5 separate regions of the Homo sapiens genome follow, and all the other regions are linked to region 2. Evidence: chromatin loops called from intact Hi-C (ENCODE). Cell type or tissue: PC-3. All regions are shown on one strand. Region 1 has its middle 150 kb from the start of TNFSF18. Region 2 has its middle 74 kb from the start of TNFSF18. Region 3 has its middle 11 kb from the start of TNFSF18. Region 4 has its middle 130 kb from the start of TNFSF18. Region 5 holds the start of TNFSF18 (TNF superfamily member 18).

Region 1 (4,000 bases), 74 kb after region 2:
AGTGTCAGAAGGATTAACTGGGCAATGGAGGTGAAAGATAGCATTTTACAAGGGAACAGCATAAACAAGGCCCTCAAGGCAGGAAGAAAACATTTTCTAAGACAGATAACTAATTTTTTCCAACTATCAGGAAAATCTCTCCAAAGGAATATATTTTGGGGCTCCTTAAGAATTTCAAATTATTTGGTTCAAAACTTCACTGAAACACACAGTAAATAATTCGTTTTACATCTTGGGTAATTCAGGTATTAGGCATATGCAGATTGGCCATTCAGATAAATAACTATGTACACATATCATTTAATTTCAACTTGAACTATTTTGGCATTATCTAGAAACACTGCCATTAATGATTCCATTTGAGGGAACAGAAATTCACCCCACCTGCACTTGCTTTCCTGAAGAAAATGGCTCAGGACTGTCCTGAATTCATAGGCTAGCCTTTAAGCTCTGAAACTCTAAGGATAGGATAAACTTCACTTTTAATGTGGGTCACATTGAGGATCTGAAAAAGGAGAAACCTACTCCAGGTCAGGAAGTTTGAATGACACTTCATTGTCTCACTTGTCATCTGGCCAACATTTCAGAAAGAAAAGGAATAAATATGCTTTAAGGTAACACAAAGGATATGACCCCCGGCTCATTTAGGAAAAAAAAATTGGAGTGACATTTAAGAAGAAGAAAACCAAGACTACCAACTCTGAATGCAGACATGTGCTTAGGCTGGGTAAAAACTTCTAAAGAGCAGTAATGGAATTCCCATGGGTTACTAGAGTTATGACTTGACTAGCCTAAAAATTAATGGTGAATTTCCCTGCAGATTTTTCTCTACTACAGACAGACTTGTTGTGACTAGATTTCTTGCTCCCTATTTCAGTTTTAATAAATAAATTTTCCCTGATTGGAGATGAAGGTATTCAAACTTAAAGGATTGGGAAAGGAAGATAATAATCCTCCAGGGTTTTTATGAAAACCACAACAGTGAAATTGAAGAACTCCATGTAGGGAAACAATGTTTATTTATCAATGGCCATGGAAGAAGCATTCCTCTCTAATAAGGGGTATGTATACTTTGACCTGCCCTTAACACTCACTTCCTAGGAATGTATGATGAGATCTTCAGAAGTTTAATTAGAAACACTAATGCTTTCATGGGCTGATATAATTATTCTAGTTAGTCTTTAAGACTTTTATACATTCTCTTCATACATTACTTATAGTATATTCTCTTGCTGAAACTACTTGCTAGTGTCAGCTGAATGTCACAGTTGGACGAGAAGGTAGTGGCCCTTAAGGAAGGATATATTATAAACATATGTATTACATATATTTGTACAACATATTACATATTACAAAACTGCAAATCAAGTTTCAATTCCATTTCAAATATTACTCCACCAACCAACATTTTTGAGTCTGGGTTGGATTTATTTAGGTTCTGAGCCAGTGAACTTGTGTTAACTTCCAAAGCTCAGACATTGCTACATGACCTTGGAAGACTTAAGTGGGAAGGATCTTTAGATAGTTTTGTCTAGAATGAATCACATAAAAATTTCTTGTATAATATAGTCATTTTCTAGAGTGGCTGGCTGCCATCTTGCTTGTAATGAAATATAATCTATGTTATTCTGCTCCATTATCTAATAAAAACCAAGCTACACAGTCAGAAAATGACCTGGCATTTGCAGTAGCCGAGTCTGCTGAATAATTAGGAGAAGCACATACAAAATGTTAAACCATGAAAAAGCTTTGTATTACCACAATTGGCTTCATAAAAATTCTTCAGCTGCTGTATGTATTTCTTCATTACACATCCAAAGACTCAGTGACTAACAATGTCACTGGTAGACATATATTCATAACAGTGTTAGTCATGGGATCTTAAAACTAGCTAAGATACATTCTGAAACTTATCTGAAACAACAGAGGTTTGTTTAAGTTTACCACAGGGACAGTATTTTCAAGTCTTCTATAAGGTCAGTACTGCATCATGACATTTACTTTTAATAGAAGAGAAACTGAATAACGTAATTTTTGAGCTCAGCATACTGCTAGTAATTTATAAACTGTCCACAATTATTTTCCTTCTAAGTTGAAGAATAGTGAACATAAAATATAGAAAAGATGCTAACTATCTACGTTAACATTCTACAGGACCAGTTCAAAAACTCAGAGCATTACGGAAACACTGATTTGTATTTTAAAAATCATTTTATATCACTTTCGCATTCACTAATTTGAGATATACTTATCTCAAATTAGTGATCCATACATCAACATACATGCATTAATGAACATAACCAAGTTGATATAGTCAGTTCCAAGTCTAGATGTTAAATATCCTCATTCAAAATAAAACTCACCTTTCACTATGTTCTTTGCCTCAATTTTATTGTGATCTAAGATGATGCAATAGTATAGAGTGCTGACTGTTAACCTGATTCCATAGAAAATTCAAAGTCAAAAACATTGAATTTTATTGATTCCATAATTAATTAATTTGTTGTTAAACATTCAGGGTTTTTTGACATCTAAAATATACTTTTAGAAAAATTTGCCGCCACTACAATAACTCTAGTGCTTTGATTTATTATTCAGACTACCTATCAAAGTCAAAACTTAGAAGCACCACTGTTAACTCTTAATCATTGACACTAATAGTGAATGATTCTTATATAATTAGCATCTACTTAAACCACCAAGTCCTTTGACTTACTTATTTAGCCACTTGCTCAACACTTTGTCTCAATTAGAATTTAATCAGTAGCAAAATTGACTAGAATTCATTTTTAAATTAATTTACACTTTACTCTCCAAGGTTTTTATAACCAAGGACACAATTCCAAGTCTCTACAATAAGAAGGGAAGAACAAGTAAGAATGTTGCGATATCTTCAAGCTTTTCAAGACAGATAATTCAGAAGAGTTAGCTCTTCATCCTTGATCTAGTTTGCGGTTGGTACGTTTCTCTTGCTTTTCCTTCCTTTCTTAAAAGTGACTGGGAAAATTCTGATGGAAGAAAGGACTGATAAATGATCATGATCAATCAGAATTGAAGATGATTTTAGAATTTAATTTAGAATTTAATTTACTCATATTAAAGTACCTTTATTTTACACTTGTGGACATTAAAGTAATGAATGCTCCATTAATTCTAGAAGTCTAAAAATATTTGAAAAGTTATAATTTCAATAAAACCATGTGCCACCTGCACATCAGTAACTTATTTATTAATGGAAGAAAGTAAGTCTTCCTATTCAGTTAAAATTTTCCTCCAGCACACAGTAACTGAGCATTGTTTGGGTCGTGCTGTGGAGAAGTATAACTTGAGGGTAGGAGTGAGGGAGCTCTAGAGTGAAGACAGCCAGGACTCACAGATGCCACCTACAAGCCTGTGAGAGAGCTGGGGGATGACTTGATGAGGAGGATCAGAGGGGAAGTAGAGAGCCATGTCAAATGAAAAAATGTTTTGGCGGTAGAATTGAGCAGACCTGCCCAACTGAAGGAGGAGAAGTCATCAAGGTAATTCCAAGATTTCCAACTTGGATGATGGAGGAAATGGGGGAATAGTAATAGAGAAAGAGAATGCAATAAGAGAACCAGGACTTTTCTGGTTTCACTGGGGAGTTGAGTTGTAGGGAGAAGCAGAGAAGAATAGATAAGTTCTGCATTAGAACTGGGGTATGTCTATCTGCAGGAGCAGGACAACAGGGAGAGAGGTCTAGGAGTGGTTAGAAATATGGATGCATAGCTCAAAAGAACTCCAGGATAAAGGTAAAAGGCAGATTTTTAGGGCATAGAGATGAGAAATGAAGAGATAATTAGCACAAACACTCAGAAAAAGAGTGAAGAGCAAGAAGACAACAGAAGTTGGAGTGCTGATAAACAACAATTAAGAGAAAAGTAGAAGCAATTGAAAGAATGGGTAAAGGATATAGGAGGAGAATAAGAAGAGAATAGATTCTGTCTTGAAGTAGAAGGGGGAGCAAGTTTCAAGAAAG
Region 2 (4,000 bases):
TAACAATTCCAAATTCTGGGTAAGTCAGCAGGCTGGCGAGAAGACTTAATGTTGTAACTTGAGTCCAAGGGTAGCCTGGAGGCAGAATTTCTTCCTATTTGGAGGACCTCAGTCTTTTTCTCTCAAAGCCTTCAACTGATTGGAAAAGGTTCACCCACATTATGAGGGGTAGTCTGCTTTATTGAAAGTCTCTGATTTAAATATTAAGCTCATCTAAAAACAGCTTCACAGCAACATCTAGACTGGTGTTTTACTCAATATATAGGTATTGTAGCCTAGTCAAATTGACACATAAAATTAACCATCACAATGTTCATTACTGGGGTTTAACAAAGGTGGTACTATTTATTTCATACAGCTGAAAAAGAAAACATCCAGCAACTATATGAAAGAAAGCTTCAGTTTTTAAAATTCCAAAACAGGGCAAGCTCACTCATTCCACATCAGTGTCTTTAGTGTCTTCAACCATTTCCTGCCAAGGTGAGATTCTACAAACTCATAGTTTTTCTTAATACTACAAGCTTTCTTTCTACGCACTCCTCCTTCTCCTCCACTCCCATCTTATCAAATATAGGTGTAAGCACTGATGAAATATAGGTGTAAGCACTTTTAAAAGAAATGTCTCTATAAAGAAGAAAACATTATAAGCAGAAGGGAGACTATATTTAAACAGACAGTACTAGATATCACACACGTTGGTAATTGTACCACAGAAAAAGGCATAAAACAGAGAAGAAGACAACAATAAAACAACAATAAAAAGCTTCTTTCCAGTGCTTTCTCCTCAAACAGGCCATGAAATGGTCACCACCGACCTATGGCCAAGAAATGACTTGGGGAAGTGAGAGTTCCAGGTCAGCCTCATTGCATGGCAGTTCATATTTTACTCTTCAATGACTTTGAAAGGAACTGACTAATTTGAACCAAACGTAGCAAATTATTACCAAACCCCAGCATGCATCATCATGCTTATTTATTTTCAAAACAGAATACTTTTAATCACTGAGAGATGTTTTGGGCACATAGGACATAGTCTGGCTATGTTTACTACACAAATATTTTTAAGCCCAATTATCAATTATCAGTAAACCCAAGTATTTCCATTAATTCTGTGGGCAAAGACATTAAGGCAATATGACAAATATTTTAAGGTGAGCAAAAGTTTCACCTCCAGTTACCTGGGCAGGAAGTGTGGACAAACCAGTTTGGTTCTATTGTGCTGGTGGTTGCGAGGAAGAAATCATACCATAGCAGAGTTTCAATATGCCTTAAACATAGTATGATTCCTCACACATTTGAAAGATATTCCATTCATTTCAACAATGTTTACTGAGTTCCTATCATGTTCAAAGCCCTGAACTAGGTGGAGGTCGTGGTTTGGGGGAAGATTTACAGATGGGTAAATCATAGGCTCTACTCTTCTCATAATTAAAATTTAGAAGGAAGCATAAAAGCAGTATGTCATATAAGACAAAATATAGTCAGAAACCTAAGAACAGAAATATTTGTGTAGTGGTTTATTGGCCAAATGTCTTTTTGTACTTTAAGAAGAAGAAGGGTTGGGACAACCAACCTCGATTACCTTTGAAAAAGTTGCTCAATGGCCAAGAATCTTGGATAAACTCAGCTTATTTTGAAAATAGTCTCCAGCGCTAACAACAAAGCCTTCCCCATCACTTCATTCTGTTCTTGGTCTTCCTGATTTAGATCTCCAGTGAGATTTTAGAAATCTGCTTCTGTAAGTGGCATTAGGCCATCAGGTGCCTGACACTGCTAATACCTTTGGGAGGCCCAGGCTGCACCCTGGCTTTCCAAGAACACAGAATGCAAAATGAATACTGAATGCCATCAAACATTCTGGGTGCCCTCCACCTTGTCCTTGACCTGATGTGAGCCTGCATCTCTCACCTATCCTCTGTTTCCTTGGTCTGCCCTGGGCCAAAGCCAAGAGCTCCTTGCTTTTTTTTTTTTTTTTTTTTTTTTTTTTTTTGAGTCACTACCAAACTTGTTGACTTTGGCCTTTCCTTGTGATAATTTTCAGTTTAACTGTTTGTTCTGGCCACAGAGATTTCAGTCTAGCTTACAAACTACTTTTATTGTATAACTCAGGGTTTAGGCCAGATTGGTAGCTGGCTCCAGTTACACACCCTGGCTAATGATTCAACAGCTATTGTGTTCCTGGGAAGCTTCTGGTTAGAACTGGATGAAATGATGTGACGTCAGTGGCTGCCAAACTGCACAATTCTTTAGTTTACGTTTCAGTTTAAAGTGATTATAAAGTTATTTTGGGCACTTTTTTTGAGGGACCTTGACACTTGCCACAAAAAACAAAGCCAGATGTTTTTCAGGATTTGATTCCTCTCCACTCATCTCTGTCCCAGTCAGGAACTCAAGGACACCTGCCTTTGGAACTTAAACTTTGATGATGCAATTCATATAAAGTTCAGAATGTCCAGGTTCAAACAGGGCTACATCCATACTAGCGATTCATTAAAGATTTTGGGGGAGAATATATCTCTCCACTGCCTCTTACCATTTTTCCCTAACATTTCCTCCATTCAGTTAATCACTCAATTATTCATCAAATATTTATTGAGTGCTTGCTATGTGCCAGAGACTGTTCTGGGTACAGGGAATGTATCAGGGAATAAAAGTAGCACAAGTTCTGTTCTCATGAAGCTTATACCCCTTAAAATATACAGGGTTAAAGACAGTAAATACCTTGGCGAATTATACATTATTATAAATGGTTATAATTGATATAAAGAAAAATAAGGTAGGGAAAGGGAAAAGGAGGATGAGGCCAAAAGGAGATGTGGATTTGAATAGGGTACTTCTTTGTTAAAACACTGGGCTATTACGAAGGATTGGCAAAAAAAAATTGAGAAAGAATGGCCAGTGAGGTAGGGGGTAAACAAGAGGAGGGTGGTTTTGGTGGTCACACCACTTTGGGAAACTGTTTGACAATATCTTCTAAAGCTAAATATGACCCTGTGGCTCTACAACTGTACTCCTGGCTATGCACCCAGCAGAAACGAGTGCTTATGTGCAAAAAAAAGAAAAAAAAAAGAAAAGAAAACTGGGAAAACTAAAAACATGTACAAGAATGTTCTTAAGAGCTTATTCACAATAGCCAAAAATTAGAAACAGTCCGAATATTTATTCATGGTAGAAAGGATAGACATGCTGTGATATAATTGTACAATGGAATATAAAGTAGAAATGAAAAAGAATGAACTACTGCTACACTCAAACAACATGGATGGATCTCACAGAAGTATACTGCATGAAAAAATCTAGACACAAGAGTGTATATTGTATGAGTCCATCAATATATTTAAAAATATTTAAGTTATTTTAAATTTTAAAATTTAAAAATAGACAAAACTAATCTGTGGTGATAAAGTAGAAAATAGACATTACCTTTGGGGAGACAGAGACTGAGAAGGGGCATAAGGGAGCCTGTCAAGGACTGGTGTTATTCTTATCTTGATCAGAGTAGTGCTAAAGTGCTATATATTTAAGATCTGTGCATGTCACTGTGTACAAGTCATACATATATATATATACTATGAAATACTATGCAGCCATAAAAAGGAATGAGATCATGTCCTTTGCAGGTACATAGATGAAGCTGGAAGCCATCACCTTCAGCAAACTAACACAGGAACAGAAAACCAAACACCACATGTTCTCACTCATAAGTGGGAGTTGAACAATGAGAACACATAGACACAGGGAGGGGAACAACACACACCAGGGCCTGTAGGCAGGAGGGATGTGGGCCTGTAGGCAGGAGGGGTGGTGAGGGGAGGGAGAGCATCAGGACAATTAGCTAATGCATGCAGGGCTTAAAACCTAGTTGGCAGGTTGATAGGTTCAGCAAATCACCATGGCACATGTATACCTATGTAACAAACCTGCACATTCCACACATGCATCCTGGAACTTAAAGTAAACAAAATTAAAAATAAAAATAAAAAGAATTTTAAAAATAAAA
Region 3 (4,000 bases), 85 kb before region 2:
GAATTGGGTGGCTTCCTCTTAACCCCACTGCACTATGATGAGAGAGAGACTAGGGCAAAGGCTAAGAAAAATGCCATGAAATTTTCTACCATTTTGAGTGTGGCTTTTGCTTGGTTGGACATTTTCTTGGTTGCTGCAGTCTCTTGACTGGTTTCTAGAGCTCTCACAAGGCTATTAAGCCATTCCTTTGTTGTTTACTTCATGTTTCTGTGGTGGAACCAGGACCTGGATTTTTCTATTCTGCCATCTTGCTGACATCATCTTCTCCAGAGATAGCTTTTAATCTGAAAAGACAATTAAGATTGAACACCAGTGAATTCTACCATTAAAGGAAAATGGGAAAGGACTCCATAAAGATGCCTAATGATAAGGCAAAAAGAAGGGAGAGAACCAAAAGAGAATCATATCCTAGAAACCAAGATAAGAAGCAGTCTCAAGAAATTTTTGGTAAGTAGTGTTAAAATCTACAAAGATATCAAATAAGATGATGACTTATATCAGCCAACTGGATTTGGAACTGTAGAATGCTGAGGGTGGAAGCAACATGTTATGTAGCTATGGGAAGAGTCTACCTGAATAGTGAAGCTGCATAACCACTAAGTGTCTCAAAAAACTGAAACATGATGTCAAACACAAGACTGTTTAGAAAAAGGATAAAGCACTCAGGATTTATGAAATACTATTTGTAGAGCTGTACAGAAAACTGTTTTTCAAATCAATTCCAGCAAAAAAAAATGTTGGCTTCTGATTTGCTTTTCCCCAATTTACAACATATGTGTCTTCTGATTCTGTGTCATCTCTTGTTTATTTCTACTCTTTCAAGTGATGCTTTTGTGGCTAAGAAATCAAAGGCCAGATTTCTCTTCTTAATATGAATTCTATTTAACTACTTTGATTTTCCAAACTTCCCTTTGCATCCCATCGTGTATCCTAGGGGCATTACAGATTTCTCCTTTGATAGTATCATATTTCTACATTTTAAATCTAAATCCAAATGGATAAATATCTTTACATAACTGATCAGTCAGAATTAAAAGAAACAAGTGAAAAAATGCTCCTCAGGGGGCCAATATCCTGGGTGTGATGACAGTAAGCCAGTTAATTTTGTTCTAATCCAAAACCAGAGACTGCACTTATCCCGCAATCCTATCCTGTAGCCCCATCAATGCATGCTTTTCACCATAAAAGAATATAAGATAGAATGTGTGAAAGATGATGGGCAAAGTTCATTTCTACTCAGAAAAATAATTAAAATTATATGTAATATTTGACTCAAAGAGGATCAATATATTATTTCACTTACTTACTCACTCTTCTCATAAATATTTCTTGGACAACCATACTATGTCAGGCACTGTGTGTGCAGAGGTAAACATAGTCCCATCCCCTCAGAGGCTTACACAGTCATAGATACTATTAAAGAGATAGGTACAATGCACTGTGGTAGGTGAAAAGAAGGAGTAACCAATACCACAATTATAAGCTGACAACAAACTCAAGAGTTGTTTGGGAGGTATGCCAGACAACAAACTCAAGAGTTGTTTGGGAGGTATGCCAGACAACAAACTCAAGAGTTGTTTGGGAGGTATGTCAGCTGCTCAGTTCATTTTAGATGGGCTTATTACTGTCATCCCTATTGATAAGAATGTACTTGCTGTATTTACTTCTTTAACATGAGTGTGGTTTTGTGGCAGGCTTTACATTACAGCGTGGTTTGATATACATCAGGAAACAGTTATACAGAGTAATCACTCAGTGCCTACAGGGTGTATAGTAAGGTCCTGGTAATTAAAAACCACAGACAGGGTGCTCCTGGGCCTTCAGTATGGACAAGACCAGTGTGAGTCATGCTGTTTGTATGACAAGCTTTAGGTGATACAATGAGTACAAACATTGCTTTGCTTCCTTTCCTTGGTGTTATTTCATAGCTCTCAGGAGTCAGAATCTTACAGGAGAGAAAGAGTGGACCATTACAGTCAAACATAAGAGACTACCAGACTTTAGCTATACAATATAAAATGTTGTTATCAGTGTTGTGATGTTCAGTAAATAAAACCACCATGGAGTTCAATGTGAAACAAAACATTCAACATAAACTTGGCTCTGGTTATAGATGATTAGTCAAGGTAGAGTGGTATAAACATAGTACTTATAAATTTAAGTCTTGAAAGCTGAATCTAGTCTGATCGCTGCTCCGTGGTGATATAATGTTAGTAAAACCATCCAACCATCCATCCATCCATCCATCCATCCATCCATCCATCCATCCACTCATTCAATGTTTATTGTGCCTCCTCTATGATCCAGGCCTTAGGTGGGTTTCAGGTGTTAGGAGATTTTAACAACTCCTTGCCTTTAGAGGCCTACACCCAAATAGAGAAGATGGTATGCAGATGATTATATTGTGGTAATACCAGTGCTGTCATACGGATAAATACAGTGGGATCTGGGAACACATGGAAGAGGCATTTAACTAAGATGAAAAGGCCAGGAGGTGGTTTCTCTAGGAGGTAGTATGTGGATGAAGTTTAGAGTATGACAACAACTGGCCAGCACAAGATTAAGAAAGAGAAAGTCTAAAGGATGGTTTGTCTCTCAGATATTGGCACTTTCATAATAGAAAGCAGATTCTTGCCATAAGGCAAGATCCTTATTAACCTAATTTGGGGTAAGAACTTCCTTTAAGTAAGAAACCAAGAAAGAAACATACTGAGAATGCTTCTCAAATACAAAGTGGAAGAACTGCAACTTGTAATCGTCAGACTTTTTCAGCAGCAAAACAGTACTGGGCCTCCTGATAATCACCTTCAGGCAGTCCCATCTCCTCTCTGAAAAGACTCAGGGTGTTTCAGAAGGAACACTAGTTAGAGCTTAGACATGTATTCTAACCAAACTCTCATCTCACAGTTGAATTCCTGTTTTGCCCAGTTTTGAGCTCAGGAAATAAGCTTGAGGATAGGCTATAATCCCTAATAATGTTTTCAGAGTTTAAAGCCCACCTGATCTATTGCCTTCTTTTTACCCATTTGGCACCAAAGGAGAGGAAGACATGTCCATGTGAAAACACTTGATTATATATTACTATTTATTTTCCTGAATATTAAAACATTCTTGAAAAATTTTCCAACAACAATGTATTACTATATACATTCAATGTGGATACCATGCATCTATTAAACATCATTTTATATATTACTTAAACACAGTGCCAGTTATGTCATACTGTGTAAAAAGTAGGTTATGGAACTATATGAAAAGTATGATTTTAAATTTGTATGTCAAAAAAGTCTACACACGTTTTTCTTCTTCAATGTCTTACTCTTTGATGACTGGTGCAGGGATTACTACAGAGACAGCTTACAGCCAAGGATACACAAGTGGATGTTATGTTCTAAGTTAAACTTGTATGTGAAAAAGCTGCCTGTTATGTCTTACAAAGAGGGACATTCCATCAAATATTCTAGCAACCTCCCTTTCCTATATTGATAAAAATGGCTAGAGTGGGGAAGAAGGGGTCATGGAAGCAAGGGAACATATTAGAAGAGCATCTCTGAGGAAAAGCCTTCTTGTGGAGTTGTTCAATGTGGTGTGTCAGAGAGGGGATGGTTCCTCTTCATTGCCCACTGTACCCTTGTATCTCCATGGAGCGAGGCGGAACAATATCGACTTAACAGGTGTCTAGGCCACATCATGGAATTGGCAACAGACCACCTATCCCAAAAGACTGTCTGGGGGAAAGATGAACCTGCATTGAGGGAACCCTGGAAATCCACTGGGAGTGGAGGGACGATGCAGCAGTGCTGTCTCAAGCAATCCCTGGCATCAGAAGGTATCAGAGGGGTGGCTGGCATCCTAGTATGCAAAAGGACAACTCAAAGATGTCCACACCTTAATTTCTGGAACATCTGGCTATATTACCTTATGTGGCCAAAGAGACTTTGCAGATGTAATAAGATTATGGGAAATTAAAATTGGGAAATTATCCTGGATTATCTGATGG
Region 4 (4,000 bases), 59 kb after region 2:
GAATGGATTGTCCCTGTGGATATTGAAGTAATCAAAAATTCTGATAAGAGTAGTGGGTGAGGAAAAACATGGTGAACTGGAGGCTAAAATTTTTTATTGAAAAGAGAGGTGAGACTTAGGGCTTAGGAGGTAGGTAGGTGATGAGTATGGAATCTACTGGCAGGCATTTTCAGATAATGTTTTTAAAGGATTAACAATATTTGGGAGAAGCACTGAGAATCAAAGACACATATCTCATCTCTAGTATATAGTACAAGGTTTATGAGAGGAAAAAAAACATCTTCACTTGAAAGGGATGTGGGAGAAGCAGTATGTTTAAAGGAGACCCGGATTTCACTTAGGACAAGCTAATGAAGAGAGTTGCGAGAGAAGAGGCTGTGTATACTGGAGATATTGTTGAGGCTTGACCATAAGAAGAGAAACCAGAGAAAGGGTTTGGGGGACCTGCCTGGGAAGAGATGGGAGATGGAGTCAAAGTAGGAAATATAACGAGCAGTGTGAGGAGAAGAGAGGCAGGATAACCTGAGGGCATGCCCTAAAGACTCCAAGGTGAAGGCAGATGATCGATTCTGACTACAGCGCCTTCTTGCATTTAGTCCTTAGGCAGTTTGTGGTGGTAAGTTTTGGAGGAGTATTAAACATGAGTTTGGGAGCCTGGGAAGGGTCTCACTAGAGGCATGTAGAGCTCTGTGGGCCTCCTTTCAATCCTGGAATGGAACAATTGCAGATATTCAAAAGACGCTCTATGGGCTTGCTTTCTGTTAAGTAGATGCTAACTGATCATTTGTTTTATTCGTTTATCAATTATTTATGGGGAGCCCACAATGTGGAGGGCACTGTTTTAGACTTTGGATAAACAAACACACCTTTGGGTCTCCTGGACTTTACGGTTTAGTGGGAGAGAGATATTTAAAGTAAATAAACCAAGAAACACAATATCCAACTGTGCCATTGCTATAAAGACAAAGAACAGGGTGTAATGAGATCATGCAACCGGGTACCTTATGGTATTTAATTCTTCTACATTCTTTGAGTGTACCATGTTGCCTAGCTCCAAAAACACAGCTAAGAAGTAAAAGTGAAAACATATGTTAAGGTTTGATTATTTTCTGAATTAACTAATGAGACTGATTAAGGTGAGACTAAGAAGTAGTGAGACTGATCCCAAAAAGCCACCAAGAAATTACTAATTGCCTCATAATTATAATATCCAGATAAAACTTATTTTTCTACTAGTATATAGCCCTTCTCTTGAATTAACTTTAAACTGTAATTAAGTGACCAGTGTTGTTTAAATATGAGAAAACATTGTGTGGATGTCACTTTGGCACAGAGATACCAGATATGAATAAATGGGAAAACCTCAACTCCATTCATTGTTCTGGGTGGAGGTGGTAGGAAGTTGCCCACAATAAAATGCAAAAGTGCCTTCTGCTGAAATGTGCCCTGAGCCCACTTAGTCACAATATTAAAATGCAGATCCAAGTATTTGGAACAATATGCTCAACTTCTGGTCTATAGCTCCTGAAATGCACTGGGTCCCTATGACTCACTGGCAGAACACGGTTGAAAGAATGTCGAACTCATAAGAGAAAAATGTAACTCCCTGAGATGAATACAACCAACAAGAGAGTGCTTGCCAATGAGAAAATATTGAATTGTTAAAATGCAGTTCTGGAGAAGGCAATACAGGTGTGGAAGGAATATTCTATACTTGTCTCTATCACAGGAGTGTGTTGCTACTTCCAGCAAACTCACTTTCCAAAGAGAAGTCTTCGTAACATTTCTTCAAGGCCAATAATGCCAAGAGTGAAGTTTGCATAAGCTTTAAAAATTTCCCAACTTACCTACCAACTGAAAAATAGGTCAACTTTCAGTCTCAAGAGTAAGAAACTAAATGCATCAATGGGAAGAAACTAACTGCATCAATGGGGTCCTTTTTCCAGTTCAAATTAGGGACTTTAAGTCAGTTTTCCTTGGGAGTCTCCCAGCCTGAAGGAAATAAAAAAAAAAAATAAAAGCAATTAACACCACTTCAGAACTAGACTAGAGATCCACAAGGTAAACATTTTGAGAAAAAGCTAAGAAAAAATCCAAAAGATGAAGGAACAAGGCATCCAGTTCATCCAGAATCCTTCAAGCTTCTCTTTAGACTCATCCACTCACCCACCCATCCATCCATCCATCCATCTTTCCATCCAACTTTCTATTTGATTTTTGTTCGGCTGTCGTTGACCAAGCAGCTACTAAGTGTCTAGCTGAGGTTCACATATCGACAAGACACAGTTCCAGTCTTTGAGGAGCTAATTTGTAATGTTGCAACAAGCCACCAGGTAACCACACAGACAATTTCCATACTATCTAAGAACTGTCATGATAGAGTTAGCACAGGTGCTTTGGGGACACATAATAGGGTGGGGAACTTCATTCAGTAAAGGGCAGGGTAGAGGGGGAGCAGGTCAATGTCTTTAAGGAAGTCATATCCATGCCAAGATGTGAAAGGGGTAGGAGTCAGGCAAAGGAGAGAGGAGAAGGAAAAGTATGGATAAAAAACAAGTGTGTGCTGCTCATTCCTGGGTAGAATCTACAGTGGCCAGGCTTGTAACTCAGCTTGGGCCCCAGTAGGCTCTGTAGGAATGAAGGGTCTCCTGAGGCTCTAACATCCACTCAGACCCAAAGCAGTGAGGCTAGAGGGCTAATAAAATGTGTGGTGATATAAATGTTTTCAGTAAATATTTACATGAGGTAAATATTCAGTGATGGGTGATGGAAGATGGAAGATGGAGCCAGAAGGTAAAACCCTTCTGGAAAGTAATATTTTAGGCCAGAATCTAAAAGTGAGTAAATTCAGGTGAGTAAGAGAATGGAAACAAGTATCCTAAGCCTAGCAAATGCCACCTGCCATGGCCAAGAGAGTGCTATGGCCAGAGTACAGGGAAGACCTCAGAAAGACAGGCAAGGAGTTGGGTGGAGAAGACAAAGTGAACCTAGGCAGTGCCTACAAATTTGTGAAATGTTATTTTGAATATCCCCAAAGATGGCAAATCTTTGTTTTATAAAGGTGATTATTGAAAGTAGCTGAATGTCATGGAGCCCAAACTGATGAACCATATGAAAAATAATCTGAAAGAGTGTCTTTTAGCCCAAAACAAGATTTAAGTTATGAAATAACAACATAAACATTTTCTTATAAACTGGCTCTGAAGTAACCCAAAAAAGAAAGACAAAGCAAAGAACAGGGCTATAATATGCTCTCAGAAAAAATAGTTTCTTAAATTAAGTGGATGGCCTCCAAAGGTGACTTCCTTAAAGTGACAGCACTCGGTTAGATGCTTGTAAATTTAGACAAGATATTTTTAAGTTCTGACTCAGTGATGTCTAATCTCTTGAGAATATCCCCTGAGAGTAGATTAAATATTTGTGAAGATATAAATTGCATTGAAAAGCACACTCCAGATTTTGGAGCTATGGAATAATTCTCTTTGAAAGGGATGTAATAGGCGCCTCACCTTCTCCAACTCTCACCCTAAGCAGTGTCTTTATCCTTTCTTAGATTTCCTCCTGGGTTTCTTTCACTGGCTGAATATGGATAATGTTGATTTTGTATCATTAACAGATGCAAAACCTCTCAGGGGAAGTTTCCTCTTGATTATACACAAGAGCTTTGACAAGTCTCAAACTATAACATAGAAGAGGGTGGGACGCACCATCTGAGACTTCCCAGCAAATCTTTATCTCATAGTAAGGGTGGGATGGGGAACACATTTTCAAGGTCATTGTGAGCAAGGAAGTGTTAATTCAAAATAAACTATGAGTTGCTATTTAATTGGGGCAGGGATCAATGTGTGGGGCTTAAAAGTCTGGGTTTAGTGCTTTCAGGCCCTTTACCTAAATTTCAGCGACCATGTTTTGGTTTGGTTTGGTTTTTTAGAGAGGGACACATCTAATGGTGACATATTTGAAGAGTTAACCTGTTAGAGATGTAACACCTGTGTTGTCT
Region 5 (4,000 bases), 76 kb before region 2:
TATTGATTTACTGCATATATCCATCTATGTGTCTTCAAGTCAAATGAGCCCTATTTGTCGTGACAGTAATACTCTGACACCCAGAGTAGACAAAATTAGTTGTGTATTATTCCTCACTGAGTTCTGACATATTGAAAAATTCTGATTGATTATGCTATACCCATACACTATCTCAAGGATAAAGTCATGATAAACAGTGGTATTAGGGGAATGTGGCGAGGAGTGCAGACCTGAGTACTAACAGATTTGGAGGAAACTGATGTCCACCTAATGCCCTCTTACAGACTTTAATATATCTTCTACTCTGTTGACTCTACATGGGGTGTACCTGACATACTTCAGCATAAAGAGGTAGAAAAAATATGAGTTTTGGGGCCCAACATAGGAGGATTCAATCCCTATTCTGCCTTTATGGGCAAATGATTAATCTTCCTGAATGTCAGTTCATCATTCTAACAGATACAGAGAATACAGGGCTGTTTGATGTTCAGATGTAATCATTTGTACGCAGAGAAGAAGCAGTAAGTGCCTAATGCATTTTAAGGTAATTTAGTCAGTAAGTGAACTGAAACCATGTTGTTCTATAATTAATTCTGAATTCAAAGCAGCCATGGATGCAGTTCAAATTGCTTAATCAAACATATCTTAGAACCTTTTTTTCAATATTAAAAATACAGAATAGAGGTTTTCTTTGACCTTTTTTCCTGAAATTTCTTACTTTGCAGCTCTTGAATGAAAAATACCAGCTTCATTTAAAAATTTAGGATTTTGTCATTGTTTATATTGAGTTCTTATTTTAATTTCTAATATTTACAGATGCTTATACCTCTGAATATTTATTTCTAAAGTTTTATCATACCCTCAAGAAAGAGTACCCTCCTCTCTCTTCTTAAACAGTTTATTTCTAACCCGCTATTTCAACGGTTTCAGTTTATCAAGGTCTGTTTTCTCAGGCACTTTCTTATGTATAGTATCAATTTGGGCGTCTGTCTCCCTGCGGATAAGGTTTCAATTTGGTTAGATGGCAAATTCATTGGCAGCTGTTACTTTTTTTTTTTTTTTTTTTGAGACGGAGTCTCACTCTGTCGCCGGACTGGAGTGCAGTGGCGCAATCTCGGCTCACTGCAACCTCCACCTCCTGGGTTCAAGCGATTCCCTTGCATCAGCCTCCCGAGTAGCTGGGACCGTAGGCGCGCGCCACCACGCCTGGCTAATTTTTTGTATTTTAGTAGAGACGGGGTTTCACCATGTTGGCCAGGGCAGCTCTTACTTTTTAAAATATCCCCCAAATCTCCTAGCACAGTAGTGGGCAGATAGTAAATGTTTGACATGGATTTGCTTGTCAGATTTAATTGAAAAACAAACAAACAAAAAAAACCCAGAAACTTCATGCTCAAGTATCTGAGCCAGGGACGGACCATAAACCCGAAGCTTGAATTGGTGCTCATTTACCTCTTGTCAAATCCTGAGATATAACATGTAATCCTGATAACTTACACCAAAATCGTGCCAACTGTGACTCATTGCTCTAGAATTTCAGAAAGTCTTGCCTACTGTTACCTGTCTTAACTTGAAGTTTCCTCATTTCTAAATCCTATTTCATGAAAAGAGGCCCTAGAATATAGTCTTCTTGAAATAAGTATGTCATCTTTCTTAAGATACTGTCATAAGGTTAAATAATTAATAAGGATATTCCAGGGCCTAACAGTGGTTAAAGGCGGAAGGAGGAACTGGATTTTATTTAAAACAGTTTCTCATGTGAATAAATGTTTACCTAAGGTAGCAAGCCAGGGAAATTCCCTCAAAAATTTGGAAAGCAGACAGGAAAAGGGGCAGATCATAAAAACAGGAAGGACATAATTTAACTTCCAATTTTAAGTTCTGTGCTTGTGTATATGAATTCCAGATCTGATGCAAGTGCAAAGGTTATGGGATCAAGGCATCAGTCTTTTTCTAGAGTAAGTTTATTCTTTATCCCTGCATTGCAGCATCTAAGTACAGAGCCACAAAAACATTTGTTGTGTTGAAAAATCATTTTTGTGTAACTGGTCTTTTAAGAAGTAGTTTATTGAACAAGGTAAAATAGGGCCCAAATTAAAATTTTGACAGTTCAGAGAGAAATATTGCTAATAATATTGTAAATAGTGCAATATTAAGACAAAATGGTTGGATTACAAAGCAGTATCTGTGGGCTTGAGTTTTCACTCCATCATTAACCAGCCAGCAGTGATTTGAGACACTACTCACACCCTCTTGTCCTTAGTTTCCTTTTTTTGTAAAGGAGGATGTTAAATCTCTGGACTTTTTTCTAATTTATAAATCGTCAATTCTCTCTTAGATTAAAAAATAGGTTTTCCAAAATACTTTCATTGTACTTCCTTTTGTTTAAGTAAACTTTAGGTGAATTTTATCTTGTGGGAAAGATAAAGAATGTTCATTCTTTTCTAGGATTTAATAATTGAATTAAACTTCACTACATCGCTAAAGAGGGTAGAGAAGAGATAATCTAACATTTATGGAATGCATAAACTTTTCACCTTCATTTCATTCTCCACAAAAGCATTATAAAGTGAAAATTTTCTCCATTTTACAGTGAAGGAAACTGAAGCTCAGAGAACTCAAGTAACATGCCTAAGGCCACAGAGCAGGTAGGAACTGGGCAGTGCCAGCCTCTGCTCTTGAGGTCTGTCTGATTTAAAAGCCTGTGTGACTGAGGTCCATAGAACCAGGAGACTTCCTCAATTTTGTAGTAAACCCATATTTTTGGGCCCAGGAAGAAAACCCAAGGTTTTTTTTTTTTTTTTTTTGGAATAGAGTATAAGCTCTGGCTGAGGGCAGGATGCAGGAAAATATCCTTCTGTAAAATAACTTCTTATGCCAGAACTAGATTATCAGAGTTTAAAAATGATGAAATATAAAATTGAGCTTGTTGTATTTACAATTTTTTATTAAATTCTTGTAATACACTTGATATTTTCTAGAGACTCAGAATGAACGCATTCTATACACTAGAAATTGATGAAACATTTTTGTGAGTATAGATTTTATTTTTCCAGGTTTACTGAAGTATAATTGACAAATAAAAATTGTGGGTATTTAAGGTAAACAAGATGATGACTTGATTAAAACTCTATTTTTTCCAAACTAGAGATCCTAGCCTCTCCAACTTCCTAACACTCTGCCGCTCATGTACATGATATCTGGAGTATGGTAGGGGGATTAATCTCAAACTTTATTTTTTCTTATAAAAAGTGATTTTCTTATCTAGAAATAATCTGGAATACTTTCTTAGATGAGAGCACACCACTTTATTCTCCCAAGCCTCCTCTACACGTGCACTGTACTGCCGTTTGATTTAGGAAAGAAATTTTTTTCCCCTCTGAACTTCCCTTGTGCTTTTTTTTTTATGTTCTGAGTTTGTGTTGGCTTTCAGCCTTCCGTTCCTTTTGTTGTATTTGATCTGGTGCCAAATGAGAGTCAGCACTTAAGTTATAAGTATCATTTTCTAACACAGTGACAGAAGGAAAACTCCGCCTTCCACACCCACTACTAATTACCATATTGCTACAAAACATGACATTGCATCCTTCACCCATCACTTGTGAATTTTTGTTTTCCACAGCTCTCATTTCTCCAAAAATGTGTTTGAGCCACTTGGAAAATATGCCTTTAAGCCATTCAAGAACTCAAGGAGCTCAGAGATCATCCTGGAAGCTGTGGCTCTTTTGCTCAATAGTTATGTTGCTATTTCTTTGCTCCTTCAGTTGGCTAATCTTTATTTTTCTCCAATTAGAGGTAAGGAGGCAATTGTACCTAAGGTTACTATTTGCTATAATCCTCTATTTATTTGTTTTTCTAGTTGTTATCATTGTCACTCAGTATTGTTAGCAATAGTTGGAAGGAAGAGATGTGTATACATAATGTAAATACAATTCTAATATTGTCATGACATGGCGTTTGAAGTTTATCTAAAGGTTTTGAGATAAAAGGTATCAGAAAA

What was found. Hi-C counts contacts between places; a loop is a spot of excess contacts. Peaks named below come from ENCODE experiments on the same cell type or tissue, not always from the same donor. Only the 100,000 strongest peaks of a DNase experiment are listed, where the experiment ranks them.
Region 1: a loop joins it to region 2, with 5 times the contacts of the local background. A loop is called at or near these places in 5 of 110 quality-filtered maps.
Region 3: it touches region 2 in a loop (5-fold over the local background); 4 of 110 quality-filtered maps call a loop at or near these places.
Region 4: it touches region 2 in a loop (4-fold over the local background); 4 of 110 quality-filtered maps call a loop at or near these places.
Region 5: it touches region 2 in a loop (5-fold over the local background); 5 of 110 quality-filtered maps call a loop at or near these places.

What each region holds. Positions count from the first base shown.
Region 1 is chr1:172,900,804-172,904,803 of GRCh38, reverse strand. No RefSeq gene overlaps it. Among named protein-coding and RNA genes, the nearest start is that of TNFSF18, 150 kb to the left of the region's middle. In PC-3, no CTCF peak of the experiment used is centred here; DNase peaks (open chromatin) are centred at 643, 1,053 and 1,713; H3K4me3 peaks cover 458 bases; H3K27ac peaks cover 2,336 bases.
Region 2 is chr1:172,974,705-172,978,704 of GRCh38, reverse strand. No RefSeq gene overlaps it. Among named protein-coding and RNA genes, the nearest start is that of TNFSF18, 74 kb to the left of the region's middle. In PC-3, no CTCF peak of the experiment used is centred here; a DNase peak (open chromatin) is centred at 2,104; H3K4me3 peaks cover 283 bases; H3K27ac peaks cover 2,506 bases.
Region 3 is chr1:173,060,157-173,064,156 of GRCh38, reverse strand. No RefSeq gene overlaps it. Among named protein-coding and RNA genes, the nearest start is that of TNFSF18, 11 kb to the right of the region's middle. In PC-3, no CTCF peak of the experiment used is centred here; DNase peaks (open chromatin) are centred at 1,396 and 1,786; H3K27ac peaks cover 1,366 bases.
Region 4 is chr1:172,915,679-172,919,678 of GRCh38, reverse strand. No RefSeq gene overlaps it. Among named protein-coding and RNA genes, the nearest start is that of TNFSF18, 130 kb to the left of the region's middle. In PC-3, no CTCF peak of the experiment used is centred here; DNase peaks (open chromatin) are centred at 1,508 and 3,378; H3K4me3 peaks cover 1,835 bases; H3K27ac peaks cover 3,435 bases.
Region 5 is chr1:173,050,536-173,054,535 of GRCh38, reverse strand. It overlaps TNFSF18 (TNF superfamily member 18), which reads left to right and starts at 3,595. Exons shown (of 3, transcript NM_005092.4): 1 at 3,595-3,795. The coding sequence starts at 3,640. In PC-3, no CTCF peak of the experiment used is centred here; DNase peaks (open chromatin) are centred at 1,515, 1,785 and 3,455; H3K4me3 peaks cover 1,352 bases; H3K27ac peaks cover 1,470 bases.